Regions from separate parts of the Homo sapiens genome. Here region 1 is linked to region 2. A link is a loop called in an ENCODE intact Hi-C map of the cell type or tissue named here. Cell type or tissue: heart right ventricle. All regions are shown on one strand. Each heading gives the region's core, and the rest is flanking DNA. Links, peaks and the distances in the headings are about the cores only.

The links. Peaks named below come from ENCODE experiments on the same cell type or tissue, not always from the same donor. Only the 100,000 strongest peaks of a DNase experiment are listed, where the experiment ranks them.
Region 1: a loop joins it to region 2, with 7 times the contacts of the local background. A loop is called at or near these places in 64 of 110 quality-filtered maps.

The regions. Positions count from the first base shown.
Region 1 is chr17:78,007,576-78,020,014 of GRCh38, reverse strand. The region is part of intron 3 of TNRC6C (trinucleotide repeat containing adaptor 6C); the gene reads right to left. Among named protein-coding and RNA genes, the nearest start is that of TNRC6C, 55 kb to the right of the region's middle. In heart right ventricle, for the core only: a CTCF peak has its summit at 5,968 (motif pointing right); a DNase peak (open chromatin) is centred at 5,984.
Region 2 is chr17:77,767,024-77,779,462 of GRCh38, reverse strand. No RefSeq gene overlaps it. Among named protein-coding and RNA genes, the nearest start is that of LINC01987, 45 kb to the right of the region's middle. RefSeq lists a silencer at 4,050-4,250 and enhancers at 8,587-9,442, 9,790-10,290. In heart right ventricle, for the core only: a CTCF peak has its summit at 6,878; a DNase peak (open chromatin) is centred at 6,852; H3K27ac peaks cover 546 bases.

The sequences.
Region 1 (12,439 bases), core at 2,065-10,064, 240 kb before region 2:
GTGGAAGATCTCAAAATCTGGATCTATTCTTGTAACACAGATAAATTAAATGGGCATTTTCTTTTTTTGTCTAGCCATAAACTCTTTTCAGATCCTCACTTATGGGTCTATTACTGTCTAAAAAACCAGGGCATCAAAGCAATCTTGACATTCCCCTTCTTCAAAAAGACCTGACTCTAGGGCCATACCTCACAGATAAGGACTCACATGGGAACCTACCCTTTTGCATATCAGCATTTTCATGCAGCAGGAGAATACAGGAAGGCAATGGGAACTTTAGTTTCTTTATGATTTTTCAACAAATCATTTGTTTTATTTAAGAAATATTAAGATAGCAACCATTTAATAACTACATATATAATTTTAAAAAACTTTCAGCAAGATGGAAATTTTGGTTACTCTTTGCCTAGTAAGCTTTTGCCTTTTGTTTTTTAAATGAGGGTGACATCTGCTGGTGAAAAGGTAGATGGTAACTCTTTATATAAGAAAGCAACAGTCTTTTAAAACAATTTTCTTTCCAAGGATTTTCTGCTTTCAGCTAAAATTTTCAGGTAGTGTTGTCATAACAGGGCCAAATAGAGAGATTCCCACATTTTGCTTTTTCTAAAATGACAGGCTACAGTATGGACACAAAGTTCAGGCTGCTGTCCCTTCAGACTTTGGAGAACTTGATTTTGAAAGAGCTCCTTTTCAGACTTTTCTACTACATTGTCATCTCTAAGATACCAAGACAGAAGGAACTTGCCTTGCTGACCCAGCCTCGTTAGCCTCCAGTCTACCCTTGCTAGGGTCTGAGCCTTTTCAAGTCCTGGCTGCAACCCCATTCTCTCTGCTTCTTTCCTAGCCATTTTAGTTGGCTTGAGTCTCATCATGCTCAGTCACTTCAATATCGTCATCTGTAACAGCCGAGGCCCCCGACCTTCCTTCCTTTCACTATGCTTGCTATCCATACTTCTGTATCATCCCAACCTTCAGTCATTTCCAGACCGCCTGACACTGCCACATGTAGTCTCAGAAACAGCAATGAGCTCTGTTACCTACTAACACTAGCATAAGCACCTGCTGCCACCAAGAATTCCTCTTACTAACCTAACATGGACTGCCAAAACCCCCCTCTTGTAACTGCTTAAAACTTTTCCTGCACTCTGGAATCCTGATGCCATCCAGCTTCTCTCAATCTATGGCCTGGATTTCTAGTTTATAGAGACAGTACTCACTCATTCAATAAATACAGAGGTTTTCTACAGCTCAGCCTCCTCTAGGCTGGGGCTGTATCAAGGAACAAAAGAGAGATCCCTGGCCCTGTGGAGCTCACATCTTAGTAGAGAAAAAGGATCAATAATAAACTTGATGTGTAAGTAAGATACATGGTTCACCAGGTGTAAAGTGCTGCAAAAAAAGGAAAGCACGGTAAATAAGGGCTCAAACTCGTTGTTTTCCCATGCAATCTGCCTACCATTTGCTCCACCCCCCCAAACATGTCAATATCCCCACCTATCCTCTCCTTATTTAGAAAATATTTAATGGGTTCCTATTCTGTGCCAGGCACTGTGAATACTGAGTATTATATAAAAAAACATGGTTCCGGCTGGGCATGGTGGCTCACGCCTATAATCCCAGCACTTTGGGAGGCCGAGGCGGGGCGGATCACGAGGTCAGGAGTTCGAGACCAGCCTGGCCAATATGGTGAAACCCCATCTCCACTCAAAAAAATACAAAAGTTAGACGGGCGTGGTGATGCACACCTGTAGTCCCAGCTACTCTGGAGGCTAAGGCAGAAGAATCACTTGAGCCCGGGAGGTGGAGGTTGCAGTGAGCCGAGACTGCGCCACTGCACTCCAGCCTGGCGACAGAGCAAGACTCCATCTCAAAAAAACCAAAAAAACAAAACAAAAACCAAAAACCAAAAACCATATATATACACACATATGGTTCCTGTCTTTATAGTTTATCATATAGTAGAAGAGACATTATCTTTAAAATGATTTCACAAATAGAAAATTACACATTGTTGTAAGCATGATAAAAGGAACAGTGGGACAAGATAACCTAATTTAGGGATTCAGAAAGCTCCTTTGAGAAAGTGACAATTAAGCAGAGCCTGAAAAAGTATGTCAGGGTTAGCGAGGTAGAGTATGTCTGTGTGTATGTGTGCGCACCTCGTACCTACAAACTCACTCCCACCAGCCTAGACAGTGCATGGGAAGGCCCTGAAATGGAAAAGAGCTTCTCGCCTTCGGGGGCTGAAGCCTAGCAGGGTTGTTTCACAGGAGGCTGGAGAGGTAGGCAGAGACCCTGGAAGGATTTTGGATTGTATCACTTGACCTATAGCTGGGAGAGCACTGGGTGGTTCCATGGATGGATACTCCTCAGTGTTCCTGCCTGGCTGCCACACTAGGAGAAGCCTGGAGCCTCCAGTTTCAGAGAGAAACTCTAGAGACAGGTTGCTACAATTGTTAACCCATGGTGAGCTGAACAGCTGTGCAGTCATGGGTTACCTAAGCTCAACAAGCACTTCAAGCTGTTGAGGTCTCTGAGACCCTGTGCAGACTCTAGAGCCATGTGGTTGGGAGAGGAGGCAGCGGTGCCCTCCTTGTTCAGCTCCGCCACCTGAGCAGGAATGCAACATGGGAAAAGAAGTTCCCTATGATCCACCTTACATTCCTCACCCTGGTCTGAACAGAGCAGGAGAGCAGGAGTGGGAGCACGCTGAGGTGCTTCTATCTTATTCAATCACCCAAGTCATAACTACCAACACAGTCTTTTCTTTAAAAATTTATTTAGAAATATTTAAGACATTTTTAAAAAGGCATAAAGACCAAATAATCAACAAATCTCCATGGAGCCAATCTCCAGCTTAAGAAATAAAATGTCCCCATTCCACCAAAGCCCCACCTATCTTTCCCTCCCTGACTGTATACTCCACCTTCCCCCAGCAAAGATCATCACCATTCAGAACTGGGGGTTTATCAGTTCCATACACTTCTCCTGAGAGGGAGTGCAGTAGCTACAAGTATGGCCTTGGGGTTGAAACTTCAGCTCTGCCACTTCTTTGCTGGGGATCCTGGATAAATTACTTAGCTTCTCCATCCTTCAGTCATGCCATCCATAACATGTGGGCAAGGGCGGGGGGATAAAAGGGAGCTAAGAATCCCTTACTGAGAGAGTTCCTTGAGGATTGATTGCTAATCTACGTAAAGAATGGTTTAGAACAGTGACTGGCACTTAGTACACAGTAAGCGTTTATAGTATAATAATCCTCCTCCTCTCAGAAGCAATGGAAGCCACAGAAGTTAAATAATCATGTTAAAGGAGGAACCACAGAGAATGACCTAAAGAAGGGAAGGCAGGCAGAGACTGCAGCAATTTAGAAGAGGTAATGACAGCTGTACTCAGGAATGGAGGATTAGATCTTACTCTGGTTCTAAACCACCCCCCTTAATTTGGTTCCCATATCTCCAACAGTTTGGAAAGTGTTAGGCGCTAGATGAATGTTAATGAACAGCCATCCCATTATTTTAAATGTTTACAAAGCAAGTAGTTAAAATGGTCTCTCCCACCCACCACCACAGGCACACCTGGTGCAGGACTGACAAGCCTGGCACACAGCTTATGCAGCCTCCGTGCAAGGAGAGCTGAGGCTAGGGATCTGGTTCCCCCAGTTACATGTGAGTGCATGTGACCTGGCAGGTACTGGCTGTGGGTGCCTGTAAGCACAGTACTGGAGATGGTGGCAGTTTCTGTGCAGGGGCCACATTCCCAATCGCTCCTTTTGTGGCTGAGAGAGACAGTGTTAGTGCCGCTTCCTGACCCCTGGTCTGCGGCAGTGGCACTGTGCTCTAGAAGTCAAGAGAGCCAATAGGGCCTCTCAATTATTCCTGGAGGTAGCAGCTCTTCAGGGAACTCTTTGGGGAGTCATTTCTGAAGGCCCAGCCTAGAGTTTACCCCCTTCAGCCCTTTCAGTGATTTTATACGCACCCAGTCCTCCATATTTTAAACCCATTTCTGCTTATAACAGCTAGAGTAGTTTCTATATTCTTCAGCCGAAATCTGGTTAAGAGCATATAGACTTTTTTAGCAAGGAGTTTTATTTATTTATTATTGAGATGGAGTCTTGCTCTGTTGCCCAGGCTGGAGTGCAATGGCATGATCTCGGCTTACTGCAACCTCCGCTTCCTGGGTTCCAGCAATTCTCCTGCCTTGGCCTCCCGAGTAGCTGGGATCACAGGCGCCCACCACCACGCCCAGCTAATTTTTGTACTTTTAGTAGAGATGCGGTTCTGCCATCTTGGCCAGGCTGGTCTGGAACTCCTGACCTCAGGTGATCCGCCCACCTCGGCCTCCCAAAGTGGCTGGGATTACAGGCTGAGCCACTGTGCCTGGCCCAAGTAGTACATTTAAATCTTCCATCTACCTAGACAACATCACAGTATGTGGTATGAGCTAGGTATACCACTGTTTCCCAGTAATGGCATTTACTGTTAAAAGGATCCTCAATTAGAATCCCGTGGGCTGCCACCATTAGCCTAAAGTATAATAACAAGTAGGTGTGAAATGGATGAGAGCAGTATATTTTAAAACTAACTTTTTATAGGTAAAAATGCTAACTGGGAGGGACATTTTTAACCCACACATTTTAACACATCTTCTTTCTGAAATTTGGATGCCCCTTACAATTGATGTATAAATACAACAAGGTTTCCTCATTCATGCTCCACCTCTGTCAACAGGACGTTATTGAATAGATGATATGTCCTATGACTGATGTCATCTCAGAACTTAAGAAACAAGCTTTTGTAAGATAAAGCATAGAACTTCTCTTATGCATGGACACCCCACACAATGAAAAAAATTGTCAAAAATCAAGCAGTAATTCTAGTCATTTCAGAATAAATATTCAAAGATTCAGAGTTTCTTAACATTTTAAATTTACTCAAATATAAGATTGTTTGCAAATGTGACTATGTAAGAGAACTATTCTCTTGTGCCAACATAATCAGTGATTCCAAGGAATATTTTTGTTATTACAATTTCTTCTGCAGCCTATACAGCAGCAAACATTGTGGCGAGAAGTTGCCTTAGAACAATGAGATGCGAGCAGAAGACAGCTCTGAGTACGGAGGGTCCATCTGCTGTGCTCATCAGCAGTCCTGGAGGGATACAAAGTGGTGCCTTCTGTTTGTTCAGTGGATGCTTCTGGCTGATCTATCACCGTGGCAACATTTGGAGCCCAACTCAAAACAAGCACAGACTCATTAACTACAAACTACATTAACTTAGTGTCTGTTGCTAATGAGAAATGCCGTTCAGAGGTATTTTCTACTCTAGCATATTACAGTTACCTCTCTAAAAGGTACCAAATGCCACTCTCAATACATCACATACTAGATAACATGAATGTTAAAAGAAAGCAAAATTATTTTAATAATGACTACAAACAGTAAGAATCATTTCATTAAAAGGTTACTTTGTTTTGGCCCTTGGATATTCCTGCTGTAAGAAAATGTACTATGTATCATATATGCAAGCACATCTAAGTTCTTTTTAAACAACAGGCTTATTTAGAAGATCAATTTAGAAAATGCCGCTAAGAGCATATGTTAAAGCTGAGTAATCAAGACAGCATTAATGCCTACTGGCTCTCCTGTAATCTTCTCATATGTAACATTGATCATAACTCTCTCCAAGTGAGGCAACACACTGGACAAAACATTAAAGGCAAAGAAAGTCCACTGGGTGTAGAGCTTGTCAGTTCCCTTAACTCCTTCTTGACCACATCTCTTTTCATGCTAAATCATCCTGAACTAAATGAGCTCTCAGAACAAATGGCAAATCCTAAATCTCATGAAACACAGAAGATTTAAGTGGAATTATGTCTCAAATGTGTTCTCCCAGGACTGATAAATTGGGAAATAGCAGTAATCTTAGGTATTTTCTCTCCAAAAGTGCAGAATCCTACAACCCGCCAGAAGAGGGAGCCAAAGTTAAACTACTCCAACATTTAGTAAGACAAGGCTGGTGCAGGAGGAGAGAAATTGGCCTTATTTCAAACTGATTTGGAAAAGCCTTCTTATTCTCTTAGGCAAAAGAGCACAACTCCTCTTTGATGCCTCGCATAGTGAACCAATCCCCATCTCTCACTTTGGCCTCACCTCATACCCTGCTATTTCATAGCTTCCTGTTTGTTTAGTTCATGGAAAATGTCATACTCCATACGGCCACAGGCTCTTTACAGATGCTGTTCCCTCTCTATGTAGGAGTGTTCCCTGGCCTAGTTGGGTCCTGCTCACCCTTCAGATTCAATGATACCTTCCACAACTCCTGCCAAGTTTGGGCTCCTTTGTTGATGCTGTCACACAGTCACCATCCCAGTTAGTAAGGATACATGTATCACTGTGGTTGAGATTTATGTCCATTCCTCATAAGACTCAGCTCCATGAGAGTGGGAAGTGTATCTCTATTTTAACATTTTCTTCCCATAGCAATCAGCACAGTACCAAGCAAATAGCAGGTGCTCAATAAATATCTGCTGGATCAAATGATTAGTTAGCTCAGTTAGTTTCTAAGTTCTGCCTACTCTATCAATCATCACTACCCTTCCCTGTCTACCCCCGCCACTTAGCTAGTAAGCTGGAGTCTGACCTATGCACTGATCCAACTGTACCTGCTGCCTCCAGCCCTCTCTCCTCCTCTGTTTAATTCGTCTTCAATTCTGCAGGTTCAGTGATCTTTCTAAAGCACAAATCTCATGATGTCACTCTCCTACTTAAAACTCTCCAATGGCTCCCTCTCTGGTCCAGAAGATCTAAAGTCCTTAGGAAGGTGTTCAAGGACTCTATGAGCTAGCTTCCCACCTTCCACCTCTCTCAAAAGAGCTGAAAAACAGTTTCAACTCTTTTTTGGGTAGAATAGCTTGGTAAGGGTGCTCAGTTTTAATGACCTGATGGACGGGTTTAAGATGACTGGGATAAGGCAACCCCTCCTTGTCCTTGCTTTCATAGCAAACTTAGGGCACAACTGGGAGTGGCCCAGCTCTTGTATGCACTTACCTCATTCATATCAGTATTTTCCTTTCCCAATTCTCTCACTTACTTTTAAAAACAAGTTATCTTTTCTTATAGAGATGCAAATATTTGATGAAAAGATGACCAAACCTAAATCCTTTCAGGTAGAAAGTGTGAGATAGATAAATCACAACCAACTTCACTGACCATCTGCTGGGTCCTCACTGCACTGGCCACCACCTCACTCAGCAGCTCCTCTGCTGCCAACATTGTAAAATTTCTTTTTTGTACTTTCCTTAGAGCCTGACTTCTCATACCTGGAAGCACTGGCTCCCTATCCGCCACTGGCCATGAAATGCTTATACTGACCTACTGACACCTGGCTGAGATAAAGCAGTTACAATGCCCAGAACATTTTATTGCATTCATTTGCATATACATATATTTGCTTATCTGCCTGGCTCTTCCCACTAAAATATCTCTTTGAGAACAGGGAACTTTTTTAAAAAAGCCTTTATTTTAGGTTAGGAGGTACATATGAAGGTTTGTTACACAGGTAAACTCATGTCATGGGGGGCTTGATGTACAGATTATTTCATCACCCAGGTATGAAACCCAGTGCCCAACACTGATCTTTTCTGCTCCTCTCCCTCCTTCCACCCTCCACCCTCAAGGAGAACCCAGTGTCTGTAGTTTCCTTCTTTGAGAACAGGGAACTGATCTCTGCCATCTAACAGGTATTTATTAACTGTTTAAGTTAATTAATGAATTAACTAGCCATCTCTAGGTAGCAAAATGTGACTAATATTTAGCTCATTTATTAATGTAATCTTTGGTTATGCTAAAAGCTAGATAAAATGTGATTCTATTTGAAAGTGCATATTTTCTGATATTACTATTTACAAGTAACTACACACATAGAAGGGCAATGACTGAGGCATGTAGACAACCTGTAGCGATGAGTCTTTCTGCCCAACTCTAGAGGCCAATTTAGTATCAGAAACCAATCTGGAAAAAGAAAATAAATAACAATGAAAAATGGGCAAAAGACTTTAAAAGACGCTTCACCAAGATGACAAATAAGCACATTAAAATAAAGTGCCACATTAGTCATTAGGTTAATGCCAATTAAAAGTGTAATGAGATACCACTACATACCTATTAGAATGGCTAAAATTATGAAGATGACCATACCACACATTGGTGAAGATGCAGAACTGTGAAACAGTATAAACACGTTGGGAAAGAGCTGTGTGCAATTTCTTGAAAAATGAAACATACACCTATCATATGCCATAGCCATTTTACTATTATACATTTACTCAAGATAAATGAAAGTATATAGCCATATAAGACTTGTACATAAATGTTAAAAGAAGCTTTACTCAATAGCTCAAAACTGGAAAAACGCAGATGTCCATGAACAGGAGAATGAAGAGGATAAATAGCTGTGATACACCTACACAATGGAACACTGCTCAGCAATAAAAAGGAATGAACTACTGATACACACTACAGCATGGATGAATTTCAAAAGCAATACACTGAGTGAAAGGAGCCAAAGTGCACAGTGTAGGAGTCCCTCAATACAATGTTCTAGAAATAAAAACTCTTTTATAGTGGCAGAAAGCAGATCAGTGTTTGCCTAGAGACAGATGGGGGTAGGGTGGGGACAGAGGAGATGGATCAGAAAAGGTCACAAGGACACCTTCAGGGATGATGGGTGTCATCTTGATCATGGTGATGGTTTAACAGGTGAATATATGCCAACACTTATCTATTTCTTCTCTTTAAATATAATGTCCACAATAACTCAATAAAGTTGTTTTTAAAAAAACACAGAAAAGAAACTGGTCTGGGTAAACAAATTATTTTTTAGACAGCAGACTGTCAGCATCCTTTAGAGTTATAAACTGTAACTTTGTCTAAACTTAGAAACTGCCTTTATGTTTAAAGTTTTAGTGAAAAGTTATATGAAACAGAGATGTGAACTTTCACTTTATCTGAGACTCAGGAGAAGTGCCCTCGGGAGGCGCCCCCGGAGCACAGCGCCCCGCTTCCTTGCCGCTAGGCTCACTTCCTTTGTTTCACAATTTGTTCAAGAACTTATACGTTCATGTACCTACTCAGAGGTTCTGGCAATACATTTTTACCCTTTTGAATAACCTATATATTTTTAAAATGTCTCATCTTAATATTTTTTTTGTTTCCATGGAAAAAAATTAATGTTTATTATATTTCCCCCTGGAATTTAACAGTAAAATAAACACTTTAAATATAAAGCAACATAGCTAAAGAAAGACATATCTAATATTTCAAACCTAAAAGATGCCATCCCCTAAAGATACCTCATACAATCAATTTCTTAGGAATTTCCTTCAGCCTTATTTGAAAACATCCTAAGTGTCTAAGTTCCTTCCTAAAATTAATAATTATACTGACAACAAATACAGAATACTCATGTCTCCAGCCCCATTATGTGGTTGTAGAAAAAACATATGAAAAACATATATTTCTATGTGTGACTATAAAATTGGGAAGATATGCTATAAACCTCAATTCTTACTACTTTTCATTCTGATTGATATTAAACTTTATATGTTTAGAATGAGCCTAAGCACACTGCCAATACTTTGTGACTCTAAAACCTCCATCACTCAACTGAAGACTACTGGAAGACTATGGCTTCAACTGACTTACATTATTAACAAAAGCACCTAGAGGTTTTGTTTACCAATTACAAACTGAACGCATGGTAAAGTTTAATACCTCACTGCAAAACTAAAATTATACTCTTTATAAACAAGATTAGGATACTAATTAAATGTACGAATTTGGGCTGAGCTGGTGGCTCAAGCCTGTAATCCCAGCACTTTGGGAGGCCAAAGTGGGTGGACTGCTTGAGTGTGAGACCAACCTGGGCAACAGGGCGAAACCCTGCCTGTATAAAAAAATACAAAAATTAGCCAGGCACTGTGGCATGCACCTGTAGTCAGCTACTTGGGAGGCTGAGGTTGGGGTATCACTTGAGCCTCGGAGGTGGTGGCTGCAGTGAGCTGTGTTCGTGCCACTACACTCCAGCCTGGGCAACAGAGTTAGACCCTCTCTCTCAAAAAAAGTATAAATTCAGATGTATATGACTTAAAAATCATAATTCAGGCCAGGGGCAGTGGCTCACGCCTGTAATCCCAGCACTTTGGGAGGCCGAAGTGGGCAGATCACGAGGTCAGGAGATTAAGACTATCCTGGCAAACATGGTGAAACCCTGTCTCTATGAAAAATACAAAAATTAGCTGGGCATGGTGGTGCGCACCTGTAGTCCCAGCTACTCTGGAGGCTGAGGCAGCAGAATTGCTTGAACCTGGGAGGCAGAGGTTCCAGTGAGCCGAGATTGCACCACTGCATTCCAGCCTGGGCAACAAGAGCAAAACTCCATCTCAAAAAAACAAAAACATAATTCATTAATGATATGGACCATGAACCATAATGGGTCATGAAGGTATTCACTTTCATACATGGTAAGATTAACTTTGAGCTTTTTGTATGAAAACATCTACTTTATGAAGTTAAACAAATCTGGCTAAAAGCACTGAATTAAATTTTCACATTTATGAAAATTATCATAGTTAATCATTAAAAAAACCCTCACTCAATCCATGAAAACACCCAGAAAACAATACTGAAAACTTAGGCTCCCAAGGTCATCATATCACAAATAAAGCTATTATTACCTGTGCCTCAATTAAGGGCAGTGCCAAAAATAAAGAAAACTGATTACTCATTATGGTCATAAAACCCATGCCAGTCTGAAGTGACACTTGGACCCCAGTTACTCCACAGAGAGCTACAATGCACAAGTTAATGGCAACAGGATTATATCTGATTCCCTTTTCCCCCAGTATAAGAGCATCTAGGGTCTCACTAAGGTAACAGGTAATTGTGTTCGGCTGTCTCTTTCTTTGGTCACCAACGCAAAGACGATATTCAGCAGAATTTACAAAGGGCTAGTTTATGAATAGGCTCCCACAGAGGTTTTCAAATTGCTTGGTGCAGCTCCTTGAAGGGATAGGGATCCAGGAGTGCTAACTGCGGGGGAGCAGTGGAGAGTCCATATAAATATATATTTATGTATATGAATTCATAGAGAGATGCATTCAAGGATGGCTAACTGTTAATGGGTAAATATCTCAGGACAGAGGAATTTCGAGTGAACTTTAATTTCTCTTTAGATAATCTCAAATTATTTTCAATCAGAATATATAACTTTTGTTTTTCATCACAGGAGGGAAAAATAAGAAAAAGTTGACTACAACAACAACCCAACACTCTGAGACAACTAAGGAAAAGGCCTCCAGGTTTAGAAACATGCCCAGACTCCTTAGGAGTGCAGGATGTCAACCCCACTGGAGGGTTTGCAGACTTAGAGGCATAGAGGAAAATCAAGGGGGAGTCAAGAGGAAGAAACTGATGAAAGCCAAAGTGAATCAACTATTTGAGTGAAAACCCCCGGGGCTGAATAAAAGTGTATCTCCTGGCTGCAGAGAAAACGTGGTTCCCATGATCACATCAGGGTAGGATGGGGGTATGAATGTTGGCAGCATAGTGTTTCACACAAACGTACTCACTTGGCCTGAATCTTAAAAAGAAAATGACCCAAAGATATCACAGGTCAGAATTTGAAAAGATAGCCAGGAACAAAATTTCTGTTCAGTGGTAATTTTACAAAGCAGACTTCCTAGAAATCTAATTTTCAAATTTGTTGGGGGAGGGTAGGAAAGCATGCTACATATTATATTAAGTTATTCAAAAAACATATATTTCCAGTTAGCTTCAGTTCGGCATTAGTCTTTTAAATAAGAATTCATAGTTCAAGTTTGATGGTTATAGCCAGATGCAAACATTTTTTTAAGTATAATTAATGCTATAATGGAGACTCATCTATTAAGAACGGATTAGACTAGTTAATATTCTCCAGGAGAAGGTAGAGGAGTATCATAGATGAGCATGTCATATATTCTAAAAAGTTCCTTGAAAATGTTTAAAACAAATCCAAATTTAAAGCATTTCTATTATTGAGAAAATTAAGTCAAATATAATGCTAAATAATTGGGGCATGGCTTTACGAATGCTACTAGTTGAGTGGTGTGTAATATTGCAGAGTAAGGGAATTTCTAATTGATTTGGTCTAGTTTGAGCTAATTATCAAAACCAAAATTATTCAAACTTCTACAATGTTGATTGATTCAGTATATTATGCAATCTAATTTATAACTGCAGCTTCTCTCTTAAGAGTATCCAACTCTCGGACTCTCTCAAATTGCTAAACACTTTCCTATATTCAAACAACTCAGGGCCTTGAGACTTCTGGGTGCTGCCTTGTGGCAAATGTGGCCCCTGCCCTCATAGACACACAATCTGGAGCAGGGGAGGGAAGT
Region 2 (12,439 bases), core at 2,821-10,820:
CTCAGGGAGCCAGTCCCGATTTCACACCCCTCCCGCTGTGGGCACTGGTAAGGAGGCATCTCACTGGTCCACTGGCAATCCCGTGGGGAGCCGGCTCTTCTTGCGGGATTTGCTGAACCCAGGCTGGCAGAGCTCAGGCTGGCAAATCCCTGCATTGCAAAGCCAGGGCACTGAAAGGAGGCAGGGAGGGGCTGCTTCCGGGACCCAGAGTCTTGGCAGCTGTTGCTGGGCAAGAATCCACCCCTGCCGCTGCCATTGGTCCTTCTGCCTCTTCCTGGCAGAGCAAGAGTGATGCCCACACCCAGGGGTCTGGTCCGTTTCATCACCCAGGCTGCCTAAGGAGGCCATGCCCACTGGCTTAGGCAGCCTCTTGGGGTCCAGCGCCATCCCGGCCAGGGCCACAAAGACAGACACAGAGGAAGCAGCCACAGCTGCTTGGCCATGGCCCCCATGCCAGGGCTCCTGGGCACAGCTGCTCTGTGATTCTCCTGCCTGCTGCTTGCCCGGCTCCCTTGCCTTCTTTCTCCCCAGGGCCTCACCCTTTCCCAGTGCCTGTTGCTGCTGGATGGGCAGGCGGGCGTCCAACTCCTGCTCTCCTGCTGTCCTGTCTCCTGGGGTGCAGTGCTGGGCAGCCTCATGCAGCCAGGGTCTGTCTCGGGCTGTAGGGCACTGGGCACCCTTCGGGCACATTGGCCTCAGGCTCCCCAAGGGCAGGCCCCACCTGGCTTGTTCATCTGCACCTAGAGCAGCACTTGGCACACAGTAGGATCGAATAGATTAGTGATCTGAGGGACTGTGGCACCCACTCCTCCCCACAGCAGGAACTGGCCTGTTTGCACCCTTCCTGCGGGAATGGAAGCCTGACTTCTGGGAAGCCCTGGAACCCTGGAAGAGGAAGGGGCAGATCCTGGGGTGAACAGGCTGTGCGGTACAGCAGCAAACAGCAGAGAGGCTGGGGGTGGGGTGAGGGTGAGTGGCAGGGAAGTGAGGGCAGACCCTGCAGAATTCCAGAAAGGCCAGATCAGCAGTGACCCCTGTTTATCAGGGGTCCCCCTCCAACCAGGAACTGGGACCAAACCGTCAGAGTGTCTGCAAGAGTCATCAGGGCCAGAGGCAGTGTGGTGTCATGGTTAGAGCACGAGCTTTGCAAGGGACGTACACCTGGGTCCACGTCGCCGTGTGACCTCGGGGAAATCTCTCAACTCCTCTGTGTCTGTGAAACAGAAACAACAACAATAACAACTCTCACAGAGTTACTATGAGGATTTGATGCGATGATGCAGGAGAAATGCTTAAAATAGTGTCTGGCACGTGGTAAACTTTTAATCAGTTTTAGTTAAAAGTTGCAGTGGTGATAATTATAGCAAAGGTTTGGAGGGGTGGAAAAGCTTCAGAAAACGAGAGGCCTGGGTGTTCCATGTTGCTGTGTGAACTTGAGGCACGTGTGTGTCCCTCTGGTCTCTGCCAGTTAGGGAGGGAGGAGCCGGGGATGGACGCCGTGGAGCACTGACTTTGTCCTGAGATTTGTGGGGTTGAATGATGAGATGCTTTAGGCTCATGGTACGGTTCTCTGAGTCCAATTGCATTTCATCCTTGTGCCACCTCTGGGCAGTCAACTGGCCAGTGACTATGACCATCATGTTTCTGGTAAGGAAATCCAAGGCCCAGCGAGGGAAGTGAAATGGCCACACCGCACCTTTCTGGCCAACGAGGGCAGAACCCACATTGCTAACTTCTGCCCTGAGTTCCTGGGGCCTTCACGGTCTGCTGGGCTTATGAGGTTGTTTGTTGATTGGTTGTTTTTTTTTTTATTTTTTTTTTTATTGATCATTCTTGGGTGTTTCTCGCAGAGGGGGATTTGGCAGGGTCATAGGACAATAGTGGAGGGAAGGTCAGCAGATAAACAAGTGAACAAAGGTCTCTGGTTTTCCTAGGCAGAGGACCCTGCGGCCTTCCGCAGTGTTTGTGTCCCTGGGAACTTGAGATTAGGGAGTGGTGATGACTCTTAACGAGCATGCTGCCTTCAAGCATCTGTTTAACAAAGCACATCTTGCACCGCCCTTAATCCATTTAACCCTGAGTGGACACAGCACATGTTTCAGAGAGCACAGGGTTGGGGATAAGGTCACAGATCAACAGGATCCCAAGGCAGAAGAATTTTTCTTAGTACAGAACAAAATGAAAAGTCTCCCATGTCTACTTCTATCCACACAGACCCGGCAACCATCTGATTTCTCAATTTTTTCCCCACCCTTCCCGCCTTTCTATTCCACAAAACCGCCATTGTCATCATGGCCCATCCCCAATGAGCCGCTGGGCACACCTCCCAGACGGGGTCGTGGCCGGGCAGAGGGGCTCCTCACTTCCCAGTAGGGGCGGCCGGGCAGAAGCGCCCCTCACCTCCCGGATGGGGCGGCTGGCCGGGCGGGGGGCTGACCCCCCCACCATCCTCCCGGACGGGGCGGCTGGCCAGGCAGAGGGGCTCCTCACTTCCCAGTAGGGGCGGCCGGGCAGAGGCGCCCCTCACCTCCCGGACGGGGCGGCTGGCCAGGCAGGGGGCTGATCCCCCCACCTCCCTCCCGGACGGGGCGGCTGGCCGGGCAGGGGGCTGACCCCCCCTCCCCCCTCCCGGACGGGGCGGCTGGCCGGGCGGGGGGCTGACCCCCCCACCTCCCTCCCGGACGGGGCGGCTGGCCAGGCGGGGGGCTGACCCCCCCACCTCCCTCCCGGGCGGGGCGGCTGGCCGGGCAGAGGGGCTCCTCACTTCCCAGTAGGGGCGGCCGGGCAGAGGCGCCCCTCACCTCCCGGACTGGGCGGCTGGCCGGGCGGGGGGCTGACCCCCCCACCTCCCTCCTGGACGGGGCGGCTGGCCGGGCAGAGGGGCTCCTCACTTCCCAGTAGGGGCGGCCGGGCAGAGGCGCCCCTCACCTCCCGGACGGGGCGGCTGGCCGGGCGGGGGGCTGACCCCCCACCTCCCTCCCGGACGGGGCGGCTGCCGGACGGAGACGCTCCTCACTTCCCAGACGGGGTGGTTGCCGGACGGAGGGGCTCCTCACTTCTCAGACGGGGCGGTTGCCAGGCAGAGGGTTTCCTCACTTCTCAGACGGGGTGGCCGGGCAGAGACGCTCCTCACCTCCCAGACAGGGTTGCGGCCCAGCAGAGGCGCTCCTCACATCCCAGACGGGGCGGCGGGGCAGAGGTGCTCCCCACATCTCAGACGATGGGCGGCCGGGCAGAGACGCTCCTCACTTCCTAGATGGGATGGCGGCCGGGCAGAGACGCTCCTCACTTTCCAGACTGGGCAGCCAGGCAGAGAGGCTCCTCATATCCCAGACGATGGGGGGCCAGGCAGAGACGCTCCTCACTTCCCAGACGGGGTGGCGGCCGGGCAGAGGCTGCAATCTCGGCTCTTTGGGAGGCCAAGGCAGGCGGCTGGGAGGTGGTTGTTGCGAGCCGAGATCACGCCACTGCACTCCAGCCTGGGCACCATTGAGCACTGAGTGAACGAGACTCCGTCTGCAATCCCGGCACCTCGGGAGGCCGAGGCTGGCGGATCACTCGCGGTTAGGAGCTGGAGACCAGCCCGGCCAACACAGCGAAACCCCGTCTCCACCAAAAAAAAAAACGAAAACCAGTCAGGCGTGGCGGCGCGCGCCTGCAATCGCAGGCACTCGGCAGGCCGAGGCAGGAGAATCAGGCAGGGAGGTTGCAGTGAGCCGAGATGGCAGCAGTACCGTCCAGCTTTGGCTCGGCATCAGAGGGAGACCGTGGAGGGAGAGGGAAGGGGAGGGGGAGGGGGAGGGGGAGGGGGAGAGGGAGAGGGAGAGGGAGAGGGAGAGGGTTGTTTTTTTTTTTTAATCAATGGCCATGAACAGTGTTGGAAACCCAGACAATGAGTAGTTCTGGGGGCAAAGCCCTACCCTAGGGAAGGGACTGTCCTGGAGTTTAAAGAGGAATGTTCTGGAATCTGCTGTTAGGAACACATGATGGTCACATATTGGGGCCTGATGCCTGAGACCTTACAAAGTACTTTCACAGACCTTATGGCTTTGGCGCCTCTCAGCCCGTGTGCTTTTCATCCCGTGTATTAGTGAGGGTTCCCTAGAGGGACAGAGCCAATAGGATAGATAGATAGATATAAAGGGGAATTTATTAAATATTCACTGACACAATCACAAAGTCCCACAATGGGCTGTCTGCAAGTTTGAAGAACAAGGAAAACCAGTCTGAGTCTCAAAACTGAAGAACTTGGAGTCTGATGTTCACGGACAGGAAGCATCCAGCACGGGAGAAAGATGTAGACTGGGAGGCTAGGCCGGTCTCGCTTTTTCACGTTTTTCTGCCTGCTTTATATTCGCTGGAAGCTGATGAGATGGCGCCCACCAGATTGAGGGTGGGTCTGCCTTTTGCAGCCCACTGACTCAAATGTTAATCTCTTTTGGCAACACCCTGCCAGACACACCCAGGACTAATACTTTGCATCCTTCAGTCCAATCAAGCTGACACTCAGTATCAACCATCACATCCCACTTGGCAAACAGTCTCAGCAACAGCAAGGTTGTAAAGTCAGGACTTGAACCCAGATCTTCAGGTTCTGAGCCCAAAGGCACCCTCTCTGAGGGCACTAGAAGTGTCCTATGACCTGACTAGGTGCCCAGGGTCATCGAACTTTTGCTCCTCTGGAGAGAAACCTGAGGCAGAAGCCACGTCCTGTTTTCCAGGGAAACCTCATCGTTGACCTGTCACAGCCCAGGGCCTGCTGGGAAAATCTCTCTCAGGTACAGACCACCCCCCGACGTTGTTCTAAAAAGGGAGCTATCTACCGGAGGAATATTCCCCAGGAATAATTGCTAAAAGGCCTAATTTTGGAGATAACCGCGATTATAAATGTCTCATTACTTTAATTAAAGTCTCATCCATCACGGATGCTCTGTTCCCTGAAGCACAAGGGGCTAATGCGGCGGCAGCCACTGTGAGAGGCCGAGCGTGTATTCACACAGCAGCCTCCTCCCAGCCTCCTGGGTCAGATGCTGGCAGCCCTGCCATCCCACCCACCAATGCCCCATTTCCTCCTCCATGGCCCAGATACCGCATGCCCTTTCAAACACTCTTCTCTGTTCCAACTGCTCAACTGTGATGTCCCCCGTCCCAGAGCGGGAGATTCGGCAAAAGCTGGCATTTGTCAAGCCAGAATGCAACGGGGCCCGTCAGAAGCAGAGGACGCCCAACAGCTGGTGTCTCGGGAAAAAGGTGGCAGGGCCCCAAACAGGATTTGTGTATCGGGGCTGTGTCTGCCACCCTGGGGGTTATCATGCCCAACCTCAGTGGATTGAACTCACTGTGTGCAAGGCCCTTGATGTATGGTGTCCTGTTCAGTCCCACGACAGCTCTGTGAGGTTGTGCAGTTGACTCTTGGACAATGTGGGGATTAGAGTGCTGACTCCACACAGCCGAAAATCTGGGTATAACTTTTGACTCCTCAAAATGTAAGTGCTAAGAGCCTCCTTTTGACCAGAAGCCTTACTGATAGCACCAAGAGCTAATACACATATTTTGGATGTTATATGTATGATATGCTGCAATCTTACAATAAAATAAGCTACAGAAAAGAAAATGGTATTAAGAAAATCATAAGGAGGCTGGGCGCGGTGGCTCACACCTGTAATGCCAGCACTTTGGGAGGCTGGGGGTGGGGGATCACCTGAGGTCAGGAGTTCAAGACCAGCTGGGGCAACATGGTGAAACCCCATCTCTACTAAAAATACAAAAATTAGCTGGGTGTGGTGGCGGGACCCTGTAATCCCAGCTATCTGGGAGACTGAGGCAGGAGAATTGCTTGAACCCGGGAGGCAGAGGTTGCAGTGAGCCAAGATCACGCCACTGTACTCCAGCCTGGGTGATAGAGTGAGACTCCATCACAAAAAAGAAAAGAAAAGAAAATCATAAGGAAGAGAAAGTCTAGTATTCATTAAGTGGAAGTGGATCATCATAAAGGTCTTCATTCTCCTTGTCTTCACATTGAGGAGACCGAGGAGGAGAAGGAGGAGGAAGAGGAGGAGGAGGAGGAGGAGTTGGTCTTGCTGTCTCAGGGGTGACAGAGGCAGAAAATCCCAGCATAAGGGAACTCTTGCAATTCAAACTCTAATTGTTCGACTCAGCTGCATAATCACTGCTGCTTTATCAGATCTGGAAACTGAAGGTCTGCAAGGGAGGGTGGACCCGCCCAAGATCACTCAGCACATCAGTGGCCCAGAGGCAGGCTTTGAGATCTGTGCACCTGACTCCAGAATCTGACACCCAAACTGTGAGGCCAGAGGTGCCATTCACCCAGGTGAGGGGTGGAGGCTGGGTGAATCTCGGCCAGAAGAGGGCCTGAAGGGCAAGGCTCTAGCGAGGAGAAGCGCAGAGCTGGCCTTTGCTGGAGAGGGGTTGGGGAGAGTGGAGACTGGGAACCCGTAGCTGGGACTGGCTGGGGACAGCCCAGACTCTGGGTTGGGCAGGGGGATCAGGGCATCCTGGTGGGAAGAGGAAAAGGGAAGTGAGGGGGGCAGGGTGGTCCCTGGAGATGCAGCAAAATCCGATGTGGCCCCAGGTGGCAGGGCCCAGCCAGAGGGCTGCCTTCCAGGACGAGAGGTCTGAAGCAGTGGGCAGGACTCCAGTCTCCCACCCTACACAAGGCAGGGGGTGAGGATAGACACAGGGAGAGATAGGAGGAGATTCCATGGGTGGAAGGAGACTGAGTCACATGGGATAAGGGGAGAGGGATCTGAGATTCCAGCAGGCTCAGACACAGCGGCTGACCAAGCCCTGCAAACGCGGGCTAGGAGGGGCCGGGCTGCTGTGGGCGGGTTGAGGGCAGACAGCGGCCTCATCTGGAGGGCCTGGGAACAGGCAGATGGGGGCAGGAAGGGGAATGCCTTCAGTCGCCTGGTAGAACAAAGCCCTGGGGGACCTTGGACAGGCCTGGGATGGGCAGGTGGCTTGCAACCCAGGGAATAACGTTCTCCAAGAACTCAGCAGTCTGGGATCAGAGTTAGGTCCAGGGACAGGAAAGGAACCAGCATGTGCTGGGTGGCTCCTAGCACCCGCACATTTTATACACATGACCTTATTTAAAACTACATGACATGTGACATTTCATTGCCACAGCAGCCTTGGATGGAAGAGCTCATTATTCCCTTTCCTTGAGGTAGGACCTGGAGGCTCAGAGAGGTTATGTGACTTGCCTGAGGTCACACAGGAGCCAGGACTGGAGCAGGAGCCTGTCTGCCCTCCCTTTGCCCTTGAGGCCCTGAGGCTGGGTTGGGATTAGCCTGTAACGAGCCTGTGAGCCTGCGAGGAGAATGATGTTTGCAGGGAGGGAAGGCCCTGAATCCTGGGGATTGGGGCATGTTGGGTGGGGCTGCCCAGGTTGGAGCTCCCCTGGAAGATGCCCGTCCCACCCCATTCTCGCTCCTAGACCCATTCCATTCTGGGGTTGTCTTGTGCCCAAGATCTCACTGCAAGGAAGAGGCAGAGGTGGGACCAGGACCCACATCGCCAGACCCCAGGGTCACCTTGGGGTTACCTGCTCCAGCCCTCAGGCATCCTGAGTGAGAGACCACGTGCAAAGAAGAAGGAGCCTCAGATATGAGGGCCAGCACTTGAGGTGGGTCCAGGGAGGCGCAGGCTGTGTTCTGCCGTGTCAGCCCTGTCAGCCCCAAGGCCGAGGCCGTCTGTCTCCCCAGGCCCCTGAGAGGGCCCCTGAGAGGGTGCCCGGTCCTGTCCCCAGCTCAGCAGACATCTCTATCTCCCTGTGCCCTGTTAGGGTCCCCTTTAGCCTCAGGAGAAACTCCTGACCCCTTGACCTTGGCTTGCCCCGGAGTCCAGCCGTCTTTCTCCATCTCTTGACTCCATTTGAGGCCCCCTACAAGCACCCGGCATGTGCCAGGCTCTGTGCCGAGAGAAGCCCTCGCAACAGACCTGGGAGTCTGGGACCCTGTTTTGCAATGAGGAACCCCAGGCTGGGGAGATCGGGGAACCTTCTGTCAGTCATACAGCTGCTAAGGGGTGCAGCCGGGGCTCAGCTCGCATCTCACCAGGGCATCATTCCACCTTCACTCGTCCCAGCCAGAACCGACTTGCACTCAGTGCCTCCACAGGGCACGTGATGGAGGTTTGGGTCCCGCTGTGGTGGGCCGGGCTCCCTTCCTGACATCAGAGGCGTCAGATGCCGGGAGCCTCCACACAGGGGAAGACCCCAGCCTCTGCCTTGCTCAGGGCTCACCCTGTCTTAAGTGGCTACAAGAGATACCATTTCCCGCCACGGAATCTAGCTCCATCCAACTGTCCCTGCAAACAGCCCAGCAACTCAGCCCCTCCACACACACAGGGAAATCACCAGGGAAGGCAGTGAGCAGGGATTTCTTTCTTTTTTTTTTTTTCCTGTCCTGGGGTTAAACATCCCAGTTTGAGGTAAAACAAATTCCTTGCTGAAGCTCATCACCTCCAGCTGGGCCTTGGGAAGGCCCATTTCATCTGATCATTTAGCACTGAGTCATGCTGACGAGGTGCCTGGGCTGAGCCGTCCCACGCTTGCTGAAGGCTGGTCTCAGGGGATGGAGCCTGGCAGGCTGGGGCAGGCTCTAGAGGGTCGGCTGCAGCCGGGGGTGGGCTGGGGGAAGCCCTCCCTCCCTGCGTCATCAGATGACGCAGTGGGGGTGCTGTCCTCAGTCCTTCGGGGTCTGCGTCAGAGGTGAGAAGAAATTCTCCCTGGGCCTCTGCCTGGGGCCCACAGTGAGTAGGCGAGGTGAGAATCAGACCAGGAGAGGCCACCATGGGCTTGAGAATCCTGGGGCTGGGAAGACTGCTGCCCTGACCTCAGACAGGAGGAGGCGTCCAGCCCTCCCTCGGAGAAGTGGGCGCCCAGGGATCCACTCATCCAGGTTCACGGTGATCCTGCCAACCTGGGCATCATCCCGCCCAACGCACCCAGCAGGCCCATTGCCCCCAGCACCGCATCCAGCCCCCCCTGCTGCAGTCTCCACCTGCATCACCAAGTCAGCTGTCAGTCAGGGACTGCTTGGCTCTAGGGATTCCTCAGTTCCAGAACATGGGGAAAGGAAAGGAGAGGAGGAGAAGGGACAGAGGGAGGGAGGTAAGGATGAGAGAGAAGACGGGAGAGAGAGAAAGAGAGGGAGTGTGAAAGAGGAAGAGAGGAAGACAGGGGAGGGAGAGAGAGAGAGGGCACACGTTTCCTGCATGGGCGACATGACCTCTTACTAGGGTGTTATAATTTGAAGAGACTGGAAAGACTCCACCTTAATAGGTCCCTGCCACAGAGATTCAGCCTGCCCAAAATTGCCAATTCTTTATTCCTTTGGGCAAGCCCACTGAGACCCAGCTTAAAATGTAAGCGTGAGATCTGAGAAGGGCATTTGTTCACTAGCACCCGTTAATTCGGCAGCCCTGGTCACTCGGCTGAGGCTCAGAAGGGCTGGGGACGCTCTCAGGGAAGCTGTGGCAGGAGGCAGGCTGGCGTTAGTCGTGGAACCTGTTTTGGTGACACCTATTGACCTAACGGCTGCTGTCTTCCAGGGAATGCGTCTGGGAAACACTGGCCCAGTAAGTGGTCAAGACTTCATGAACCGCAGCTATCACTGCCTCAGAGCACCCTACGGAGAAGCAGTGGGTGAGAAAGAGTCCAGTGCACCCTATGGAGAAGCAGTGAGTGAGAAAGAGTCCAGCACGCCCATCTCCGCGTTTTGTTTTTCTGGAGATCCCTTCCCATCCGCTGCTGTGGGTTTGCAGGTCTCAGTCCTCCTGTCCTCCAAGTCTCAGGCCATGCTCCCAGCTCCGCAAAGATCCCCTGATTTCCTCCCTGTCCTTGCTGAAGATCAACTCTTCAGCCACCGAGCAGATGCCCACAGCTGTGGTGTGTGCCTCCCCTCCCCGGGCCCATGGTATAGACAGGTCCCGTCCACTTCTAGTTACTCCCAAGCTGGCCTTCCCACCACACACCGCTGGCATCTGTACCACTGGGTCCCTGTTGCATGAGCTCATAGTATGCGCCAGGCATCCTGCCAAGCACTTCAAGTCACCTGCTCGTTTAATTCTCACGACAGCCTTCTGAAGGGGATGTGCTATCACCCCATTTTACAGATGAGGAAACAGCTCCCACCATTCTTCTGTGAAGACACCAGCTTTGGGATCTTCCCTTAGGAATGGCTCCCTGTGCCATGGACCCACTCCCACCTGAGCTGTGACCTTGGTCAGCACCCCCAGCCCTGCTGCCCCTGGCTGGGGCCAGCCTGGACTTGAGTGGGGATGTCTGGGGCTCCCAGGTGGTTTTGTCCCTGCAGGTGGCCTCTGGCCAGCCCTCTGGCCCTTTCACTTGCAGGCAAAGGTTTTTGCTGTTTGCTTCTTGTTCCTCTGGTGAAGGACCCTGCTTTTCCTTCCAAGTTTTCTATTTCTTCTGCTTGCGGCTCAGCAGAAAAGAGAATAAAACTTCAGAGTAACATAAAAGCTTGCTGGTTTGGTGGTGTGCTGCAGGTGTCCTGCACAGGTGTGTGACCTCACCTTGACAGCTGGAAATGAGCCCCAGGGGACCGTTTACACCTGGGAATCGGCACACGCTCCAAATCAGGGCCGTTTCACTGGAGACCTGGCCATGGAACCTTCACCAGTGCATACTGCGGGGCCCTGTAGAGGTTCCTCTCCAGTTAGAGGGGACAGTCCTGCCCAGGAGCCCTTGGCTGCTAGCTTCTCCTGGCTCTCCTGCCTCTGCCCAGAGCTCAGGCTGCCACACCCCCCTACAGTTAGTGTGTAGCTGGTTACACAGTCTGTACTGCTCTCAGTCGGCTTCTTGAGATTATTCAACTCCTGGCCAACACCAGAACTTATTTTTTAAATAAATACTTGCAAACTGAAACCAAGCAAGGTCCCTACACGGAGCCACGTAGTGTGATTTCTCTACACAGTGAACAGGAGGCAGATGCCGGTCAGCATCACCACTTACAAAATCCGGCCCTGCATTGCTCTGATCTGTCTCTCTCCCCCAGGCCAGCCTTCCAGGGTTCCTGGATGTGTGAGTGTGTATGGGAGGAGGGTGGGATCCCAATGTGTTCGAGGACCTTCGGAACTCCTCACGCTTGAGTTAAGTACTCTGCAAGTCAGAGCCAGCGGTGCCGAGCAATGCTGCCGACTCTTCATTGACATAGTTGCATTAAAGATTCAGGATATAAATTTGAACAGGGATTAACCATTCCTAGAACAAACAGCCCTGGCTGGCACTCCTCCCTGCACACACAGCCCACTGCATTATCCAAGTGCAAACAGGTATGGAGCCTGCCATTTTCTCTCTTCTCGCTCTATCTCCCTCCTCCAGGCAAACAGCGGTCCAAGAACAGAACCCAGAGGTGGGGGATCTCCAGCTTGAGTTGCAGGGAAGGCAGCTGGCGATGGTTTATTTTACGTGTCAGTTTGGCCTGGCTGAGGAGTGCCCAGCAGGGAAAGCATGCCTTTCCGGGTGCGTCTGTGAGGGTGGTCAGTGGGCTGGAGGAAGCAGTTCGGCCCCCACCAGTGTGGATGGGCATCATCCAATCTGCTGCGGGCCCGGATGGAACAAAAAGGAAATGGAAGGGCGGACTCTCTCTCTCTGTCCCTGAGATGGGACATCGATTTTTTCCCTGACCTTGGACATCGGCACTTTTGGTTCTTGGGCCTTTGGACTCCAGGACTTACACCAGTGCCACCATTGGTTCTTGGGCCTTTGGACCTGGACTAAGTCACACCACTGGCTTTCCTGGTTCTGGGGCTTGCAGATGGCAGATCATGGAACTCTTGGCCTCCATAATTGCATGAGCCAATTTCCATAAGAAGTCTATCTATCTATCTATCTATCTATCTATCTATCTATCTATCTAATCTATCATCTGCCTGTCTGCCTGCCTGTCTGCCTATCTATCCCCTTGTCTGTCTATCTGCCTATCATCTATCTATCATCTATCTGTGTGTCTATCTCTCTATCTGCCTATCTATTATCATCTATCTGTCTATCTATCTATGTATCTATCATTTACCTGCCTGTCTGTCTGCCTATATGGCTGTCTGTCTGTCTACCATCTATCTATCTACTTGTCTATCTGCCTTTCTATTATCTATCTACATCTATCTATCTATCTATCTATCCATCCATCCATCTACTTATCTATTATCTGTCTGCCTATCTCTATCTGCCTATCTATTATCTATCTATCTATATCTATTACCTATCTATCTATATCTAATCTATCTCTCTATCTATCTATCTATCTATCTATCATCTATCTATCTATTCATCCATCTATCCTATTGGTTCTGTTTCTCTGGAGAACCCTGACTAATACAGAGCCCAAGTGTTGGGGGAACAACAGGGGATCCTGATACTCCTTCTGGAGTAGGCAGTGGCTGGGTGAAGCCC